Linked DNA regions of Homo sapiens: regions 2 and 3 are each linked to region 1. The links are chromatin contacts, found by Hi-C or POLR2A ChIA-PET in ENCODE. All regions are on one chromosome and are shown on one strand. Each heading gives the region's core, a stretch centred on a gene start or an enhancer-like site at or near the end of the contact. The rest is flanking DNA. Distances are from core to core; before and after follow the strand shown. Region 1 holds the start of UBA52 (ubiquitin A-52 residue ribosomal protein fusion product 1). Region 2 has its middle 44 kb from the start of HOMER3. Region 3 overlaps LSM4 (LSM4 homolog, U6 small nuclear RNA and mRNA degradation associated).

What was found. A loop is a pair of places that touch in the nucleus more often than their neighbours do. ChIA-PET counts read pairs that join two places held with the same protein, here RNA polymerase II (POLR2A). Pooled maps may share reads with other maps.
Region 2: a pooled map shows a loop between it and region 1 (2.9-fold over the local background). The contact joins the enhancer-like site here to the promoter of UBA52 in region 1. A Hi-C loop is called at or near these places in 3 of 50 pooled maps. POLR2A ChIA-PET finds 5 or more read pairs at or near these places in 5 of 52 experiments (GM10248, H1, MCF 10A and 2 more).
Region 3: a pooled map shows a loop between it and region 1 (5-fold over the local background). The contact joins the enhancer-like site here to the promoter of UBA52 in region 1. A Hi-C loop is called at or near these places in 3 of 50 pooled maps. POLR2A ChIA-PET finds 5 or more read pairs at or near these places in 3 of 52 experiments (Caco-2, HCT116 and activated CD4-positive, alpha-beta T cell).

The regions. Positions count from the first base shown.
Region 1 is chr19:18,569,436-18,573,353 of GRCh38, reverse strand. UBA52 (ubiquitin A-52 residue ribosomal protein fusion product 1) reads right to left here and starts at 1,497. Exons shown (of 5, transcript NM_001033930.3): 1 at 1,445-1,497; 2 at 1-61. The coding sequence starts at 53. RefSeq lists enhancers at 132-808, 1,447-1,786, 1,997-2,116, 1,487-2,163.
Region 2 is chr19:18,983,721-18,987,638 of GRCh38, reverse strand. No RefSeq gene overlaps it. Among named protein-coding and RNA genes, the nearest start is that of HOMER3, 44 kb to the right of the region's middle. Within about 2 kb of position 2,123, at least 6 of the 41 ENCODE cell types and tissues checked have a DNase peak (open chromatin) inside an H3K27ac peak, as active enhancers do.
Region 3 is chr19:18,302,942-18,306,859 of GRCh38, reverse strand. It overlaps LSM4 (LSM4 homolog, U6 small nuclear RNA and mRNA degradation associated), which reads left to right. Exons shown (of 5, transcript NM_012321.5): 5 at 1-624. Among named protein-coding and RNA genes, the nearest start is that of LSM4, 18 kb to the left of the region's middle. RefSeq lists enhancers at 1,386-1,891, 1,782-2,161. Within about 2 kb of position 2,204, at least 37 of the 41 ENCODE cell types and tissues checked have a DNase peak (open chromatin) inside an H3K27ac peak, as active enhancers do; they include HCT116, where a contact is called at or near this core.

The sequences.
Region 1 (3,918 bases), core at 248-2,747:
TCGACCTCAAGGGTGATGGTTTTGCCAGTGAGGGTCTTCACAAAGATCTGCATGTTTGCGTCTGCAGGAGGAAGGGAGGCAGGATAGACTGGTGAGCAATGCATGCCTGAGTAGCACAAGCTCAGGTGCCTACACCACAGTTGCTATCCCTTTGCCTGCACCAAGTCCAACTGGTCCTGCCCCAGTACCTGTCTTCCTTTCACTCCTCCAAGCCTGGCCCTGCTAGGCTTCTCACACACCCTGGCCTGTAGTCTAAACATGTCCTGGAACTAAAGACCACATGTCCTCCACCCTCCTGACCGCACGGGTGCTCTTCAGGAACACAGACTGTGGTTATTCTCCTTAGGTTTAGCGGCGGAAGGACTCGTCAGTATCTCCTGATGGAATAAGTACCCTTTGGCATCATCTTGCTAGATCCATCTTCCCTGAAGGCGGTCCCACCCTCTTCCACGGCAGCCAGGTCCTGATCTGCACAGGCTGCTCCTGCTGCCAGCCTGGATGGGAAGCCATCCCCTACAACACACATGCCTTCCTGTCGCAGCCTCTCTCCTCTCTAACTCCAAGCTGGAGCACCCAACACTCTTAGCTTCCTTCTCAATTACACCAAAACTCTCCAGACCCCACTTCTTGCCTTGACCCCAAACCACGAACATCACTTAGTATCTACCAACCACCTGCCAAGCATTGTTCACATATAAAAGTTGACTTAAAAAGACAAAGAATCGACCGGGCGCAGGGGCTCATGCCTGTAATCCCAGCACTTTGGAAGGCCGAGGCAGACGGATCATTTGAGGTCAAGAGTTCAAGATGAGCCTGGCTAACATGGTGAAACTCCGTCTCTACTAAAACTACAAAAATCAACTGGGCGTGGTGGCAGGCGCCTATAATCCCAGCTACTCGGGAGGCTGAGGCAGAAGAATCGCTCGAGCCCGGGAGGTGGAGATTGCAGTGAGCCGAGACCGCACCACTGAACTCCAGCTTAGGCGACAGAGCAAGACTCCATCTGAAAAAAATACAAATAGTCTAAAGAAAAGTCTAAAAAGCAGACACTACCACCAGCTCCTCCTTACAGACGTAGTAATGGAGCCAGGTATGAAGACTCAGCTCGAGAAATTTAGTATTTCCAAAGCGACTGACGCAGTGACTGGCAGAGTTAACGCTACACGCTCAATACCCCTCTCTCATTAACTCGGATCTGCCCCGAGGACCTCTTCCCGCCCGAGGCCTCGTGGGGTCACGCTGGCAGGCAGAGCAGGCAGGCTCCTCTCCAAAACGGCGCTCGCCTCCTGGGCCCCGGTCTGGGCTCCGAGCCGTGGCCTCGCGAGCCCTGCCCAGCCACCCTGCCGAGACTGGCCCGCATGAGCCAGCTCAGGGCCGCCTCTTCTGCCGCCCAGGCCCCTGCAGCCTCCCGCAGCCCCCAACCCGCTCTCGGCCCGGCGCGAACCCGCACGACCGCCGCCACCAACCAGCTCGGCCGCCTCGCTGAAGAAAAAGAAGATAGCGGAACCGGAAACCACCTAATCGCCGCCGAAAGCGCTTGCGCACGGAGCACGCCGGACGCCTGCGTCACAATTCGCGCCGCGCCTTGGGCCCCGCCCTGCCGCCATCTTGGATGCTGGCGAACGAAGCCGCAGCGCACGTGGGTGAAGGTCGCCCACCCGCTTCCGGTTGTGGGCCCCGCCCGCCGAGTCACTTGAGACGATTGCACCTCTCCCCGTGTTTGCGTCCGCTGCCTCTAGGCCACTGACAACCGCTGGCGGTTGGCGGGCCCTCAGCGAATAGCTGAACGGAGTAGAGGAGAATGTTTTCTAATAAAGCAAAGGTATTAAGCAGAGGACTGCGGGTCCAGGACGCAGGAGTCGGGGCTGGGAAAGCACCTAACACCTGGAATCGGTTATTATAAAGCTCTCGGCCGCTGTGCCTGAATGGATTTCAGGACAGCAGCAGGGAGAGCAGACGGTACTACCGCATTCGCCCAGAAAGGTGGTGGTGCCTGACAAAAGGTGTCAAGCGGGACTCAGGATTTTTTTTTTTTTTTTTTTTGAGACGGAGTTTCGCTCTCGTTGCCCAGGCTGTAGTGCAATGGCGCGATCTCGGCTCACCGCAACCTCCGCCTCCTGGGTTCAAGCAATTCTCCTGCCTCAGCCTCCCGAGTAGCTGCGATTACAAGTGTGCGACACCATGCCTGGCCACTTTTGTATTTTTAGTAGAGACGGGGTTTCTCCATGTTGGTCAGGCTGGTCTCAAACTCGCGACCTCAGGTGATCCGCCCGCCTTGGCCTCCCAAAGTGCTGGGATTACAGACGTGAGCCACTGCAGTGTCTCTTTTCAGTGTAGGATCCAGATTTGTGGGTGGTTAAAAAGTGCCAGGGCGGGACCTGGGTCCGGTGACTCACGCCTGCACTTTGGGAGGCCGAGATGTGCGGATCACCTGAGGTCGGGAGTTCGAGACGAGCCTGACCAACATGGAGAAACCGCATCTCTACTAAAAATACAAAATTAGCTGGGCGTGGTGGCGCATGCCTGTAATCCCAGCTACTCAGGAGGCTGAGGCAGGAGAATCGCTTGAACCCGGGAGGCAGAGGTTGCAATTAGCCGAGAGAGTGCCATTGCACTACAGCCTGGGCAACAAGAGCAAAACTCCGTCTCAAAAAAGAAAAAAAAAATTACAAAAATTTTTCAGGTGTGGTGGCGGGTGCCTGTAATCCCAGCTACTCAGGAGGCTGAGGCAGGAGAATCGCTTGAATCCGGGAGGTGGAGGTTGCAGTGAGCTGAGTTCACGCCACTGCACCCAGCCTGGGTGACAGAGTGAGACTCCATCTCAAAAAAAAAAAAAAAAAAAAAAAGTGCCACGGCGGGTGCAGTGGTTCACACTTGTAATCCCAGCACTTTGGAAGGTCAAAGAGGGAGGATTACTTGAGGTCAGGAATTCACGACCAGCCTGGAAGACATAGTGAGACCCTGTCTCTACAAAAAAAAGTTTTATTTTGAACTATCCAGGTGTGGTGGTGCGCACCTGCAGTCCCAGCTACTTCGGAGGCAGGAGGATTGCCTGAACCCATAGGTTTGAGATTGCAGTGACCCATGATTCAGCCACTGCACTCCAGCCTGGGCAACAGAGAGGTGCTGTCTCAAAAACAAAACAAAAAAAAAAAGTGCTGAGTACAGAGAAGATGGGGAGCAATGAGAAGTTACCTATAGGCTTAACAGGGGTACCTGTTTATTTCCTTGAACATTTGCAGGCACTACTATACCAGGCAAAAGCAGACACTCTCACGTCTGGGAAGATGCCTTTAAGAACCTAATTTCCTTTTCTTTTTTGAGACAACAGTTTTGGTCTTTTTGCCCAGGCTAGAGTGCAGTGGTGCGATCTTGGCTCACTGCAACCTCTGCCTCCTGGATTCAAGCAATTCTGCCTCAGCCTCCCAAGTAGCTGGGATTACAGGTGTACACCACCACACCCAGCTAATTTTTATATTTTTGGTAGAGATGGGGTTTCACCATGTTGGCCAGGCTGGTCTCGAACTCCTGACCTCAGGTGATCCACCCACCTCGGCCTCCCAAAGTGCTGGGATTACAGGCATGAGCCACCAAGCCCGGTCATAACAACATAATTTCTAAGTACTCAGAAGATGAGGTAACCCTGGGAGTGTGTCTGATGGGGAATGGATCTAGTGTGGCTCCCCTATCTGGAGGAAGGCTGAGATCTGGAGAAGGAATTATGAAATGAGGATGGGAACACTAGTATTGTGAGCAGTGACAGCAGCGTGAGGGAAGACCTAGCTGGTGACGGGAACTTGGGTTGTTATAGCTCCCACCAGGGGGGGTTCCAAAAAAGGGCCACATCTCTTTCTAGCCCTGTAGTGCCTGATTGTCTGCACCTCCCTCCAGCAGGGCCCCCAGCCCCACATCCAGCAC
Region 2 (3,918 bases), core at 874-3,373, 410 kb before region 1:
ATGCTGGGGCTGCAGCCTAGGCAACATAGGGAGGCTCCACCTCTACAAAAAGAAACGTTTTTGTTAGCAGGGCATGATAGTCCCACCTGTAGTCCCAGCTCCTCGGGAGGCTGAGGTTGAAGGATTGCTTGAGCCAGGGAGCTGGAGGCTGCAGTGAGCTATGAATGCACCACTGCAGCCCAGCCTGGACGACAGAGCAAGACCCTGCCGCCAACCCCCAACACACACAAAAAAGAGAATTAAAGGAGCTCACAAAATTTCAGCCTCAAGGCCCACAGCACAGACCATATACTGAGATAAATCTGATCGTCATTGGCCTCTCTGGACTCCAGTGCTCTCATCCGGGGAGGATCAGCCCATTTCCCAATGGAAAAACTGAGGCCTGGGGCAGTCTGACTCCAGAGCTTGAATTCTAAACATCAGTATCCGGATTTCCAGTTGGTTTCATCTGATTTAGAAGCTCCCTATATACACACACTTGCGTACACATGGACACACCCTGTGCAACGCCATGTGCGAATGCGTGCACACATGCACATACATACACAGAGACATGCACACGTATGCACACAGACATACACACATGCATAGGTCTACACGGTGCTTCTATTTCCCACGAAGTCCATACTCATGGCCCTGAGAACTTTAACACTCAGGAATTGCGGCTCTGTAATGACTGGCACTATCCGCTTCCTTCACAGCCCAGGAGGGGGACCTCACGAGCTGAGCTTTTCTTGGCTGAATTTTTCTCCAGCGAATCCTCAGGTTGGACTCATGGGAGCACCAACTCCCAGTTCTTGCAGCTTGTGGCCAGGTGTGAAAAGGGGAGCGTTAGCCTCGAGATTTCAGCTTCCACGCCTTCATGACTTGCTTTTGCCAGGAGGAAAGCAAACCTTAAGAATTTGAATCCTCAGTCCTAACATGTCCTCTCTGTGCTGTGTAACCTGGGGCGGGTGATCCACATCTCTGAGTGTCAGCTTCCTCATTTGCAAATGGGGAGAACAGTAGCATCTACAGAAGGGTTCTTAGGAGCAGCACCCGCATGCTGTGAACTCAGACATCGCTGATCTGTTTCCATTGTTCTGTGTCAGTGGACCCAGTCCTTGAGGCATCCCATTGGCTGACTCCTCCTCCTTAAAACAAAGGCCAGGCGTGGTGGCTCACGCCTGTAATCCCAGCACTTTGGGAGGCCGAGGCAGGCAGATCACCTGAGGTCAGGAGTTCGAGACCAGCCTGGCCAACATGGTGAAACCTCGTCTCTACTAAAAATGCAAAAATTAGCTGGGTGTGGTGGTGCATGCCTGTAATCCCAGCTATTCCGGAGGCCGAAGCAGGAGAATCGCGTGAATCCAGGAGGCGGGGGTTGCAGTGAGCCGAGATCGCACCACTGTACTCCAGCCTGGGCTACAAAAGCAAAACTCTATCTATAAATAAATAAATGAAGTTTCCTGAGTCCTTACCTAGACCCCATGACATGATGAAAGGGCCTTGACTCCAGTGTCCTGGTCACAACGAGTGACTTTGGAAAATTCACTTCACTCCCTGAGGCCCCAGCATGCTCATCTTAAAATAAAGATGTTCCAAGCTGGGCGTGGTGGCTCACACCTGCAATCCCAGCACTTTAGGAGGGAGAGGAAAGAGCACTGCTTGAGGCCAGGAATTCAAGGCCAGCCTGGGCAACGTAACAAGACCCCATCTCTATTAAAAAAAAAAGAAACCCTAGCCGGGCATGGTGGCACATGCCTGTAGTCCCACCTACTTGGGAGGCTGAGGAGGAAGGATCACTTGAGCCCGGGAGGTCAAGGCTGCAGTGAGCTGTGATTGTACCACTGCACTCCAGCCTGGGTGACAGAGTATGACCTTGTCTCAAAAAAAATAAATCCATTTGCAAAGTGTAGCATCATTTTTGTAAAAATCTTGTAAAATGTAGACAAGCCCCCCGTATATGGCAATGTTGGGCTGTGTTTCAGCACAAAGATGGGTCTACTCCAAACCGGCCACGTGGTAGGGAAGCGTGTGGGGTCCGGGCAGGGGTGCCACCCCCCACCAACACCCAGCCATGTGCCTCCTTACAACCAGTTTGAAAGGAAAATCCACTGAAGAATGTTTAGAGGAAGTAAAAACAGCAAAGCACTTGCTGGCAGCAATTGTCGGCCTTTGTTTCGGAGGCAGCTGTGGTCTTAGGAGAAAAAAGGATCAGATTTGAACCAAGACAGTTTCTTCCTGTGTCAAATGGGGAAATAAGCCTGGCTTCCTCCCAGGGCCATTGTTCAAAGGCTGCTGTGAAAAACCCTCTGACATCTCCTTGGCAGAGGCTCTGATCGGCTTTTTACATCTTGTCTGTTCACTCATTCATTCATTCATTCATTCACCACACATTTTTATTTGTTGGTTTTCGTTTTGAGACAGGGTCTTACTCTGTCGCCCAGGCTGGAGTGTAGTGGTGCCATCTCGGCTTACTGCAACCTCCACCTCCAAGATTCACGCAATCCTCCCACCTCAGCCTCCTGAGTAGCCGGGACTATGGGCACGCGCCACCATGCCCAGCTAATTTTTGTATTTTTTAGTAGAGAGGGGCTTTTGTCATGGTGCGGTGGCTCATGCTTGTAATCCCAGCACTTTGGGAGGCCAAGGCAGACGGATCGCTTGAGGTCAGGAGTTTGAGACCAGCCTGGGCAAGACGGCAAAATTCCGTTTGTACTAAAAATACAAAAATTAGCCAGGCATGGTGGTACACACACATAGTTCCAGCTACTCGGGAGGCTGAGGCGAGAAGATCACTTGAACCCGGAAAGTGGAGGTTGCAGCGAGCCGGGATGGCGTCACTGCACTCCAGCCTGAGTGACAGAGTAAGACTCTGTCTCAAAAACAAACAAAAAATTTATCATCATTATCATTATTATTTTTAAGACGGCATCTCACTCTGTAGCCCAGGCTGGAGTACAGTGGCATGATCATAGCTCTCTGCAGCCTTGACCTCCTGGGCTGAAATGATCCTCCAGCCTTAGCCTCCTGAGTAGCTGGGACTACAGGCATGTATCACCATGCCTGGCCTGATTTACACCTTTTAAAAGAGCAGTCTGGAAGGGCAGGGCAGGAATGAAAGCAATTCTGAACTGTTCCATCTATACCCCTCGGTTCCAGCCCCATTTAATGGCAGGCACCTGTGCAGGGTATCAGGGCTACCCTGGGCTGCTGGAGCACCCTTTGCCTGAATGCCCACTGGAACCAGAAGTGCCTGGAATTGACATTCCCCAGGGTAACCCTGACAGCTGACGAGGGTGGGGTGTGAATAACCTAGCCAAAAGACACAGAGACATAGACCCCGTGTGCTGGCCAGCTATTTGGTAAAACAACCATTCTCTGGCAGTTGTCTGAAATGTGGCCTTAGACAACGTTGTAGGCTCCGTCTCAGCCCCGAACCCCATGGAGGTCACTTGCAAGGAACCCAGAGCAAACCTGTCCTTTCTGGCTTGGACGTCCCACCTGCCTACTCTAGAGCCTTTGACAGTTTCCCTGTTTCAGTCCAGAGATGTTCACCCTCTCCTTTCTGGCTCTCCACGTTCTTGGCAGGTTGTTGCAAGAGGCAGAGATGTCTGGGAGCAACTAAGTCCCTCAGAACGCAGAAAACCTTCTTCTTCTTCTTCTTCTTTTTTTTTTTTTTTTTTTTTTTTTTTTTTTTTTGAGACAGAGTCTCACTCTGTTGCCCAGGCTGGTGGAGTACAGCAGCTCAATCTGGGCTCACTGCAACCCCCTGTAACCCCCACCTCCCAGTTTCAAGCAATTATTTTGCCTCAGCCTCCCAAGTAGCTAGGACTACAGGCAGGCACCACCATACCTGGCTAATTTTTGTATTTTTAGTAGAGATGGGGTTTCACCATGTTGCTCAGGCTGGTCTTGAACTCCTGACCTCAGATG
Region 3 (3,918 bases), core at 955-3,454, 270 kb after region 1:
CCTCTGTCCATCGCTGGACTCTCAGGAAATCCCCGTTCCCGTAAGGGAAGCTTCCTTTTGAGAGTTCTCACCAGGTGTCAGCGGCACAGTGAGGCACTGATGTCCTTTTACAAAAGGCAAGACCAGCATCTGGACAGTGGGGGCTCTTGAGAGTCCCCGGCGCCCCCCACACCAGGTTGTCCTATAACCCTCTCCCCTCTGTGGAGACGTTAATGCCAAGGGGTGTGTGGGGAGGGAAGTCCCAGGCAGGGGCCACGCATGGTCCCCATCACCCCCTCCTGGGTGGCCTGGACTCCATCATCTATCCTCATCTGTCCACACTGGCGTTCACACAGAGAAGACAGGACAGGAATCCCCTCGGAAGATGCTCATGGAAGATTCTCACGAGGCTCCTGCCCCCTTTCTGAGCCAGGCCGGGTTTGCCACTCCTCGGGCGCGCACCTGAGACACTGAGTCAGCGCTTTCGAGAAAGGCTCCGGGTAGCATCTGTGGACCGTGAAGAAACCAGAGGGAAGCCCTGAGCCAGGCAGCGGCCCGTCCCCCTGCATAGCCTTCTCTTCAGGGTCCTCGTTCGGAGACCTATTTTGAGAGGTGATTGGAATAAAAGGTCCCGTCCGTGAGGAACTCTTTTTCTTGAGTCTTCAGAGTTACTTGCCATCGTATAGATTTTGCATTTACAATGTCCTCGCCTGGGATGTTCTCCTTGTGTGTGGGGTGGGGGACAGGGATGGATATCTGCAGTCGCCTGAATCCTCTCCGCCACAGCGGCACTTGATTGATGGTTAGAGATGGGGCATGTGGGGTCCAGGATGTGGCCTGCCCTGAACCTCACAAACCCGCCCCCTCAACACAGGCAGGGGCAGCAGTTGGGGGCCCGGGCCTGGAAGCCTTGGGATGCACCGGCCCACGGCACCCACCTGCCTGTTGGACAAGAGCATTTTTTTTTTTTTTTTGAGACGGAGTCTCGCTCTGTTGCCCAGGCTGGAGTGCAGTGGCACAATCTTGGCTCACTGCAACCTCTGCCTCGTGTGTTCAAGCGATTCTCTTGCCTTAGCCTCCTGAGTAGCTGGGATTACAGGTGTGCACCAACACAGACGGCTAATTTTTGTATTTTTAGTACAGACACAGTTCCACCATGTTGGCGAGGCTGGTCTTGAACTCCTGATCTCAAGTGATCCTCCCGCCTTGGCCTCCCAAAGTGCTGGGATTACAGGCATGAGCCACTGCGCCTGGTCGACAGGAGCATCTCTTGGCACACCCCATGCCCCTACAGTGTGGGCCGTGCAGGGGGCTGGGCTCACAGGGCGAGGTGGGTGGGGCAATGTTTAGAGGAGGAGGGAAGGAAGGGTGGGGAGCAGGGAGGCCCCATTTGCAGCTCCTGCCCCATGTCCTAGACTCACCGGCCCTTAGAGGCCTCTGGGGCTCTCCAAGGGGCCTGGGCTCCTTCCTCCCAGGGGTTGTGTGTGTCACGAGGCGTGGATCAAATCCAGGAGCTCTGGGGTCAGGCATCCTGGGAAGTTGGGATGGGAAAGCCCTCGAAGGCCCCTTCCCCTTCCTGATCTCCGTTTGGTTTTTTCTCCCTGACCAGGCTCTGAACTCAGAATGTGTTCCAACACCCCCTAGGTGCCTTCTCACCATTCAGGGTCCCAGGTGCTGGGGCTAATCCCCGGGCTCTTTTGCCTGCGTAATTGTGGCTTCTTGCCGGCGCAGCCAGACGCAGAGCCGGCTCTGACCTTTCCAGCCCGGCAGCTGCGGGCTCCTGGCCCGTGACTTGAGCCGCAGAGTCCCCTCGTCTGCCTCTGCCAACTTGGCCTTGTGGGCTAGAGTGGCCCCTGCTTAGGGGCAGCCAACTTCCAGAAGCTTCCGGCCCCCCTCCCTCGAGCTGGGTGTCGGACCAGCTCTGTGTTTCATTCTTCCTGGTTGGTTTCACAAAGCCTCATCCTCAGCCCCCTCAACAAGAAAAGAAACCAAAAGCACCAGTCTAGTTCCTAAATCCAAGGCTTCCAGGTCTTTCTGTCCCTCCGATGGTCTGTGCCCTCCTCACCCAACTGGGGCTGCCTTTATCGTAGATGGTCCCCACCCGCCCCCAGACCTTCTCGCCTGGAGTTTGCTTTCTGTTAGGGAGGCCCACGCCTGGCGCTGTGCTGTGACTCAGCCGGGGGCTGAGCTCTGCAGGGCCAGCCCACAGTCCCCCGCCAGAGTGCGACAGGCCCGGGTCGGCTGCTGACGCCACCTCATCCTGGAGCCAAACACCCGCTTCAGGGACAAAAGTGCAGAGGCTGGCCTTGGGCAGTGGCCCCCGAGAGGCAGCTGTGGGAAGCCATCCCTCTCTCCTCCTCCTCCTCCTCCTTCTCCTTCTCCTCCCCCATCCCCCTCCTCTCACTCCCCATCTTCCTCCCCATTCCCCTCCTCCTCCATCCTCCTCCACTCATCCCCCACTCCCATCCCCCATCCCCCTCCTCTCTCTCCTCCTCCTCTCCTCCTCTGGGCTTCACCTGCTGTTCCCAGCACTACTCTGACAGCCACCCCCAGATGGCCTGTGTCCCTGTCACCTCCCTCCCCACCTTCTTCTTTTGGAGCCCAGGGCCTGGCACGAGCCTGGCACTAGGGCCACTTGCCTTGTCCCAGGTGCTGGTGACACAGCCCCGGCAATCCTTCCCTTCCACAGGAGTGAGCCAGCCACAAGCATATGCATATCAAATGCATAAATGCTGTAAAAAGAAGAAACCAGGCCAGGCGCAGTGGCTCATGCCTGTAACCCCAGCACTTTGGGAGGCCGAAGTGGGCGGATCACCTGAGATAAGGAGTTCAAAACCTGGCCATCATGGTGAAACCCCATCTCTATTAAAAATACAAAAATTAGCCGGACGTGATGGCACAAACCTGTAATCCCAGCTACTCAGAAGGCTGAGGCAGGAGAATCGCTTGAACCTGGGAGGCGGAGGTTGCAGTGAGCTGAGATCGCGCCACTGCACTCCAGCCTGGGCGACAGATCGAGACTCTCAAAAAAAAGAAAAAGAAACCAGAAACAGGGCGGGCTCGTGAGGAGGTGAATGAAGAGGTGGTCAGGGAAGGTGAGAGAAGGACACTGAAGATTCAGGAAGGGCCTGAGAGACGAGGGAGCCAGCCACCTTGGGAAAGAACATTCTGGACCAGCAGGGGTCAGGAGGACAGTCCCGTGCAAAGGCCCTGTGCCCAGGGGACACAGGAGCAAACAGAAGGGCAGGAAATGGGGAGGATGTGGGCCCTGAGTGACATGAGAAGCAGCCACAGAGGGTTCTGGAACAGTCAGAAGCAGGGGTGGAAGCAGGAAGGGGGCAGTGCTGGGGCCTCAGGGCAGGGAGGAGGAGGCTGCCAGGGCCTAGGCTGACCAGCTGGCCTTGCCCAGGAAGTGCAGGACCCCGAGGTGGCACCTCCTTTCCACAGAGCAAGAGGAGGCCGGCTGGGTGCTGTGGCTCACAGCGGCAACTGTAATTCCAACACTTTGGGAGGTCGAGGCAGGCGGATCACCTGAGGCCAGGAGTTTGAGACCAGCCTGGCCAACGAGGTGAAACCTTATTTCTACTAAGAATACAAAAATTAGCCAGGTGTGGTGGCACGTGGTGCCTGTAATCCCAGCTACTCAGGAGGCTGAGGCAGGAGAATTGCTTAAACCCAGGAGGCAGAGGTTGCAGTGAGCCAAGATAGCGCCACTGCACTCCAGCCTGGGCGACAGAACGAGAGTCTGTCTCAAAAAAATGATACTACTAATAATAAATTAAAAATTTTTTAAAAATTTAAGAGGAGGTCCAGTCAAACCAAGTCTCGAGTGGACAAGAAGCTGCTGGCCACACAGAGAGAGCCGGAACAGGTGGAGGAACTGCAAGCACGGAGCCTCTGAACTTCTGTGGGGAAGGGGCAGAGGGGGTCAGGGCTCAG